Linked DNA regions of Homo sapiens: region 2 is linked to region 1. The links are chromatin contacts, found by Hi-C or POLR2A ChIA-PET in ENCODE. All regions are on one chromosome and are shown on one strand. The core of a region is the stretch at or near the end of the contact, and the rest is flanking DNA. Distances in the headings are between cores, read along the strand shown.

Region 1 (3,280 bases), core at 161-2,660:
GGTCTTAAAGTAATGATATTTTAACTACAGTCGGTTTATTACAGGTGACCTAACGGTGCCTGTTGTGCCTTATAAAGGCCAAGACTTTCAATTATCCCTAATAAGTATACAATAGGATACCCATTGTTTCCAAGTGCTTTTAAATTCTTGACGCTGATGAGACATTTGCATCGTGACCAGCCACCAGTAAAATCTTTTAAGCCACGTTTTTTCTGCTTTTCTTGGGCACTCTTTTTTTTTTTTTTTTTGAGACGGAGTCTCACTGTTGCCCAGGCTGGAGTGCACTGGTGGAATCTCAGCTTACTGCACCCTCCACCTCCTGGTTCATGCCATTCTCCCACCTCAGCCTCCTGAGTAGCTGGGACTACAGGCGTGCGCCATCACGCGCAGCTAATTTTTGTATTTTTAGCAGTATTGGTTGCGCCATGTTGGTCAGGCTGGTCTCGGACACCCGACCTAAAGTGTCCCGCCCGACTGGGCCTCCCAAAGTGCTGGGATTACAGGCGTGAGTGCTCGGCCTCGGGCACTCTTTACTGAGCAACAACAGGTTGGAGAAACTAGTAGGGCTTCCAGTTTTTTGGTAAACCTATTGTTTAAAAGTCTGCCTGGTCATCAGATTCCAGTCGTCTTGTTTCTGCCTCAGATGATAAAACTCTAAAATTATAGGATGTGAGATCTGGAAAATGTTTGAAAACACTAAAGGGGCACAGTAATTATGTCTTTCGTTGCAACTTCAATAGCATGTATATTTTACACACTTTCATGACCATTAATCATCTCCTAAAACTGGGGAAAGCTCTCTAAAACCTCCTTAAGAGTAACCTTATCCGTTACCCTATTCCACCAACCTCTTTGTCCTTTTCTGTTTCAAGCAACTTTGAGATACCGACTTCTCTATGGAAGCTTAAGCCGTAGATGCTAAAACAAACGTTTGCTCGTTACTCCCAGCAGAGCACCGGCTTTTAAAGGACCTCAACAGACACGTTTCTTAACCTTTACGAAACTTTTCCAGGGGAAACTTAAACCAGGAATTTTACAATCTGGCATAAATTCTGTCACCCGCCCCGTGACTCCATCGCCACACATGCCACCTGGCTCCACACCACAACAAACAGGAGGGAGCGGAACCCATGCAAAGCAGGAGCTTCCCCCGTTTCCGGCGTCTGGGTGGATCTACGTTAGCTGCCGTTTAGGCAGCTTACGCGTCAGGTGTGGGCCTAAGCCTGCAGCTAAGGTAGGCATCCGCAAATCTAGTCCTTCTCTGTGACAATTTCCAAAAAGAAATGGTTTTTGAAACAACGATCCACTGCTTCCCACACTATCCAGTTAGGTCCGGGACAGACCCTACCCAGCTAATGCACTCACCCAAGAAGGCAGTCGCTTTCGCATTTGAAGGGCGGGGCGAAAAAGACCGGAAATGAACATTGGCGACTTTTTTGCGCAGGCGCAGATGGCCGTCTCCCATTGGTCATCTCGGCTCGGTAGTGGTAGGAGGGACTTCCTTTGCACATGCGCCAGGCTGCTTTTCCGGCTTTGTTGGAGATTGACGCGGCAGTGCACACCTGCTGGTACGAGCAAAAGTAGCCGACAGGCCAGAGTTTCCAGTTTCGGTGGCTTCGTAGGCTTTTAGCTTCTGAAATCCGCTAAAAGCGGCGGTTCATTCATCTTCAAGTACCTAGCCTGACTGGTAGGGCTGCTCAGCATTCCGAAACATTTCGACCTGGGGAGGGGGGCGGCGGTGAAAGAATACTTTCTGTAGAGAGTGCCCCTCGCGTCGCCCCTGCTTTGAAGGCTTTATGTATTAACGGAATGCCGAACATTTGTGTCCTACTTGCTGACAGCGCACAGGATCCTTCTAACAGTATTTCTCAAGTACTTAACAAAAAGATGAAAACTTGAAGTCCAAGCCGTGCTGCTGATTCCGTCTCACAGTTTAAAGACTGTCCAGAAACTTTAAGCTTTCAAAACTGTACATTTTAAAATCCTGTGCGTTTATCTTCATTTTGCTGGGCAGAAAGCCAAAGTACTGGACTGCCTGGTTCAGGGCTGAACGCCTAGTACACCTGCTAACTTGGAGCTTCAGAGCCATGGCAACCAAGGAGTCAAGAGACGCCAAAGCACAGTTGGCCCTCTCCTCATCGGCCAATCAGAGCAAGGAAGTGCCTGAAAACCCAAACTATGCTCTCAAATGTACTCTTGTGGGACACACGGAAGCAGTGTCATCAGTTAAGTTTAGTCCTAATGGAGAATGGCTAGCAAGTTCTTCTGCTGATAGGCTAATCATAATTTGGGGAGCATATGATGGAAAATATGAGAAAACACTCTATGGTCATAATTTGGAAATATCGGATGTTGCCTGGTCATCAGATTCCAGTCGTCTTGTTTCTGCCTCAGATGATAAAACTCTAAAATTATGGGATGTGAGATCTGGAAAATGTTTGAAAACACTGAAGGGGCACAGTAATTATGTCTTTTGTTGTAACTTCAATCCGCCATCCAACCTTATAATCTCGGGATCTTTTGATGAGACTGTAAAAATATGGGAGGTGAAAACAGGAAAGTGTCTCAAGACTTTGTCTGCTCATTCTGACCCAGTTTCTGCTGTTCATTTTAATTGTAGTGGGTCCTTGATAGTGTCAGGTAGCTATGATGGCCTCTGTAGAATCTGGGATGCTGCATCAGGTCAGTGTTTAAAAACGCTCGTTGATGACGATAACCCTCCTGTCTCTTTTGTAAAATTTTCTCCAAATGGTAAATACATTCTCACTGCAACTTTGGACAACACTCTTAAACTATGGGATTATAGCAGAGGCAGGTGCCTGAAAACATACACTGGTCATAAGAATGAGAAATATTGCATATTTGCCAATTTTTCAGTTACTGGTGGAAAGTGGATTGTGTCTGGTTCCGAGGATAACCTGGTTTACATTTGGAACCTTCAGACTAAAGAGATTGTGCAGAAATTACAAGGCCATACAGATGTTGTGATCTCAGCAGCTTGTCATCCTACAGAAAACCTCATCGCATCAGCAGCATTAGAAAATGACAAAACAATTAAACTGTGGATGAGTAACCACTAATCCCTTTGAAAATCAAGTAGTAGAGCCAAGTTGGCCAAAAAACTTGGATATTTAAAAAGACGGTTTCTTTTAATTTTGGCAGTTTGGTATTTTAAAAATTGTCTATTGTTAAATTTTGAGATTCATACACTACATTTACAAAATGAGATAGTTGAAAAAGCACATCTAGAATTCAGCTTCTGACTACCAATCTTTTTTGA
Region 2 (3,280 bases), core at 416-2,915, 980 kb after region 1:
GCCTCAGGTGATTTTGTTTGCTTACTGTGTGAGAGCCACCTCTGAGCAAACTGGCACTGCAGATAGTGACAGTTGAAGAACTCTCTCCCTGAGGGAAGCACCAGATACTGAGGGAGATGTTACTCATGCTGGACCTGAAAGATAAGTAGGGAATTTGGACAACAGAAAGGAAGATGACTACTGTGAGGTTTAAGCAAACAAGTAAAGGCAGTTCCAGTAAAGGTGTTCATGTTGAGCTTTATCTTTTTGGTCAGAAGGGCATAATCTGTACCACTAGATCCAGCTAATGAGGAAATAGTAACTAAGTCTAGTATATATTTTGGAGTTATGGCTACTGGAAGGTATGGATTATCTCCACAGAAAAACGTACAGACATAGACTCTTACATATAACTGCAAGGGGTTTATGTACTCTCTGAAGTCCACTTTGGGAGCCTAGGTTTTACAATTACTTGTTTGGAGTGTGTACGGTTCAATTGGGGAAGCACCAGTTCTATCACGATGACACTTCTGGCCATAAAAAGACATGAGGGAGTGTCCCCCTTAAGAAACAGTGCCTAACAATATTAGTTTGCTTTCCTGGGGCAGGAATCAGGCCCCATACCTCCCTGGTGCTATTACTCAGATGGTGGTTGGGGGACTCCATGGATAGAGAAAATGTTAGTTATTCATGAGAAATAAGTTGGACTAGAGCTTGGAGCAGAGTTCCTCACACCCCATTTACTGACTTCTTTGGGAGACTCCTTCTTTCTAGGAGGAAGTTTGTGAGTTTATACCGGATACTTAGGGTAGGTAGCGACCAGCAAGTAGTTATTTTCCTGATAGTTCTTATTCTTGTGTGTTTTAATCTTCTCATTAAAATTCCTCAGAGTTACTCAGAATCTCTAAAAACATTCTCCTATGACTTAGCGACATGCTGATCAGTTTTGCTCCTTTTTCATGAAGTAGGATTGTCACGAAAGAGAAAACTGCAAGGGATGTTCTGCCCAATCAGAGGAGGCTTCTTCATCCTTCAACTCCATGATGAACTCCTATATGAAGTGGCAGAAGAAGATGTTGTTCAGGTATTTTTGCAATGCTTGTGTCCATTCCATAGGAAGACAAGACACTGTATTGTCAGGCCGACAGCTTTGTTTCCTGTGCATGAGGATTTTGGAACTCTACCCTAGCCCTGGGATGGCTGTATAAATATTGAGTCCTTACAGGTAGAAAAGGAGCTAAGAGTGTTCCGTTTTGTACTAGTTCTTAATAAGTGAAGAATTGCCAATGCAAGATGTTTTTGTCTTGGAGGAATTAAACAAAAATTTGGAGTCTTTCCCTTAGGGTTTCTAAGCTCCAAGCATTCTAGCAAAAACTTTCAGAAATTCCTGCTCATCAGTGAAGAAGAGTATGAGATGTCTTTTTATTTATTCATTTATTTATTTTATTTTTTATTTTTTCTGATTTAGCATTTTAAGCACCATTGGGTGAAGAGCTCCAGTCTGGTTTATAACTTTCTCAGGGGATGGTTTGGGAAACATTCTTTGACTGGGCAGTTTGTTAACTACATTTTTTTTTTCCTTAGGTAGCTCAGATTGTCAAGAATGAAATGGAAAGTGCTGTAAAACTGTCTGTGAAATTGAAAGTGAAAGTGAAAATAGGCGCCAGCTGGGGAGAGCTAAAGGACTTTGATGTGTAACTGTGCTGTTGATGAAGTCCTCCCAGGGAAGCCTGTGCAGATGCAGTCACCTGGAAAGAACAGAGATTACCCTTTCACCTACCTCAGCAAAACAAACTTTCAAGTCTTGATAGACTTAGCCTAGTAATTTTATAGTGAGAGTTTCAAACTATATATCAGTGTCTATAGCATCAAAAACTTCTGGGGGCGTGGGGGAAGTAGAATACCAAGTATAATAGTTACATTCACTTTCAAAGAGCATCTATGAATTTGCCTTTTGTAACTTACTGTGGCTTTAAACATATTCAGAACAGATGCTTGAAATATGCACTTAGCACTTTGGTTCCACATCTGTCTGGGTAAACCATGAAGAAAATGAAGCTGCTGCCTCAATCGACCCAGACAGCAGCCATAGGCAGATAAAGATTTGGTTTCACCCTGGTGGTGGTAGGCATCGTGTGTGACTTTTTTTCCTCTAATATCAATTTTACAGTACGGAAATAGTATTTTAAAATAGTATTGGCTAATAAATTATGAATTCTATAAAGTAGTAAGACTTGGTATGGTTGGAGTGTAGGAATGAATATTCATGAAATGTTTCTTATTGCTTTTCCTTCCCTAATTCATACAATGAATGTATTTGGAATACTTACATATTATAAAATAAACTATACCTCTTCAAGAGGTATCCTGTTCTGTAAGATCAGATGTTTTTATTGCAGGTCAATATAATACTGCCAGAGACAGAAAATACCCCCTTATCAGTCCCTTAGTGCCTCTTTCTGTTTGTGGCATGGTGAGAAAACCCATGCTGAAAAGATTGTACTTTGTGATCCCAATCAGAGGGATGGAGCTAATCTTTTTGCTGTTGAAATAAAATGAATTTATGAGAAACTTTATATCAACAATTGTTTTGTTAAAAATTATAGTTGGTCTAAGAGTGTCCCTTATTTAGTTACTCCATAGCTTGTTCATAGGAAACACTGATTATATTCTTAATCAGTTACCAGAAGAGCTCTTTTATGTTTATTAATCAGAATAATGAAAAAAGATAGTTGCTTTATAAAATGTAATGCATTATCAGTAGTTGGGTATTAATGCATAAGAGACTTAGACATAGTTTTTTTGGGGTGGCAGGGTGAGAAAGGCAGAGATGGCAGCAGTAAGAGGGAAGAATATCATTATTTCTTTTTCCATATTTACCTGTACTATGTTTCTCAGAAGCTGAAGTGCTGTCAGTATTCTGGTAGGCTTGAAAGATCTGGCACAAGAGAAAGCTCAATCTGTTTACCTGTGAGTGTTCTTCAAACATGAGGGCAAGCAAAAGTCCCTTCTGCCTCATTCTCTGCAGCCATGGCCCAGCATGTGTAGTCACATGCATTTTCTCATTCTGTTTGACCTGTCAGCTGGACCTGAAACAGGCCATCCCCATTTTGCATGATTCAGATGTGCACAAATCCCAGTTACTATGGTTTACTTAATAACATGAGTCTCCCCTGCAACACAATTCAAATTTCAGTTACCAGTGGATATTAACTGTGAGTAACTGCATGAAATTCAAACTTCACTGATAGTTCTTCAAACCACAACCACTGTGTAAATAAGAAATGCACATTGTGTTATG

Evidence for each region. Hi-C counts contacts between places; a loop is a spot of excess contacts on that map. ChIA-PET counts read pairs that join two places held with the same protein, here RNA polymerase II (POLR2A). Pooled maps may share reads with other maps.
Region 2: a loop to region 1 is called in a pooled map, with 4 times the contacts of the local background. The contact joins the enhancer-like site here to the promoter of WDR5B-DT in region 1. A Hi-C loop is called at or near these places in 3 of 50 pooled maps. POLR2A ChIA-PET finds 5 or more read pairs at or near these places in 2 of 52 experiments (CD4-positive, alpha-beta T cell and activated CD4-positive, alpha-beta T cell).

What each region holds. Positions count from the first base shown.
Region 1 is chr3:122,414,336-122,417,615 of GRCh38, reverse strand. It overlaps WDR5B-DT (WDR5B divergent transcript), which reads right to left and starts at 1,410. Exons shown (of 3, transcript NR_125405.1): 1 at 1,366-1,410. WDR5B (WD repeat domain 5B) reads left to right here and starts at 1,554. Exons shown (of 1, transcript NM_019069.4): 1 at 1,554-3,280. The coding sequence starts at 2,088. The coding sequence ends at 3,080. RefSeq lists enhancers at 1-756, 860-1,059, 1,220-1,269, 1,300-1,539, 757-1,574 and 1 more.
Region 2 is chr3:121,430,701-121,433,980 of GRCh38, reverse strand. It overlaps POLQ (DNA polymerase theta), which reads left to right. Exons shown (of 30, transcript NM_199420.4): 29 at 948-1,063; 30 at 1,564-2,550. The coding sequence ends at 1,677. Among named protein-coding and RNA genes, the nearest start is that of POLQ, 110 kb to the left of the region's middle. RefSeq lists an enhancer at 1,673-1,722. Within about 2 kb of position 1,665, at least 3 of the 41 ENCODE cell types and tissues checked have a DNase peak (open chromatin) inside an H3K27ac peak, as active enhancers do.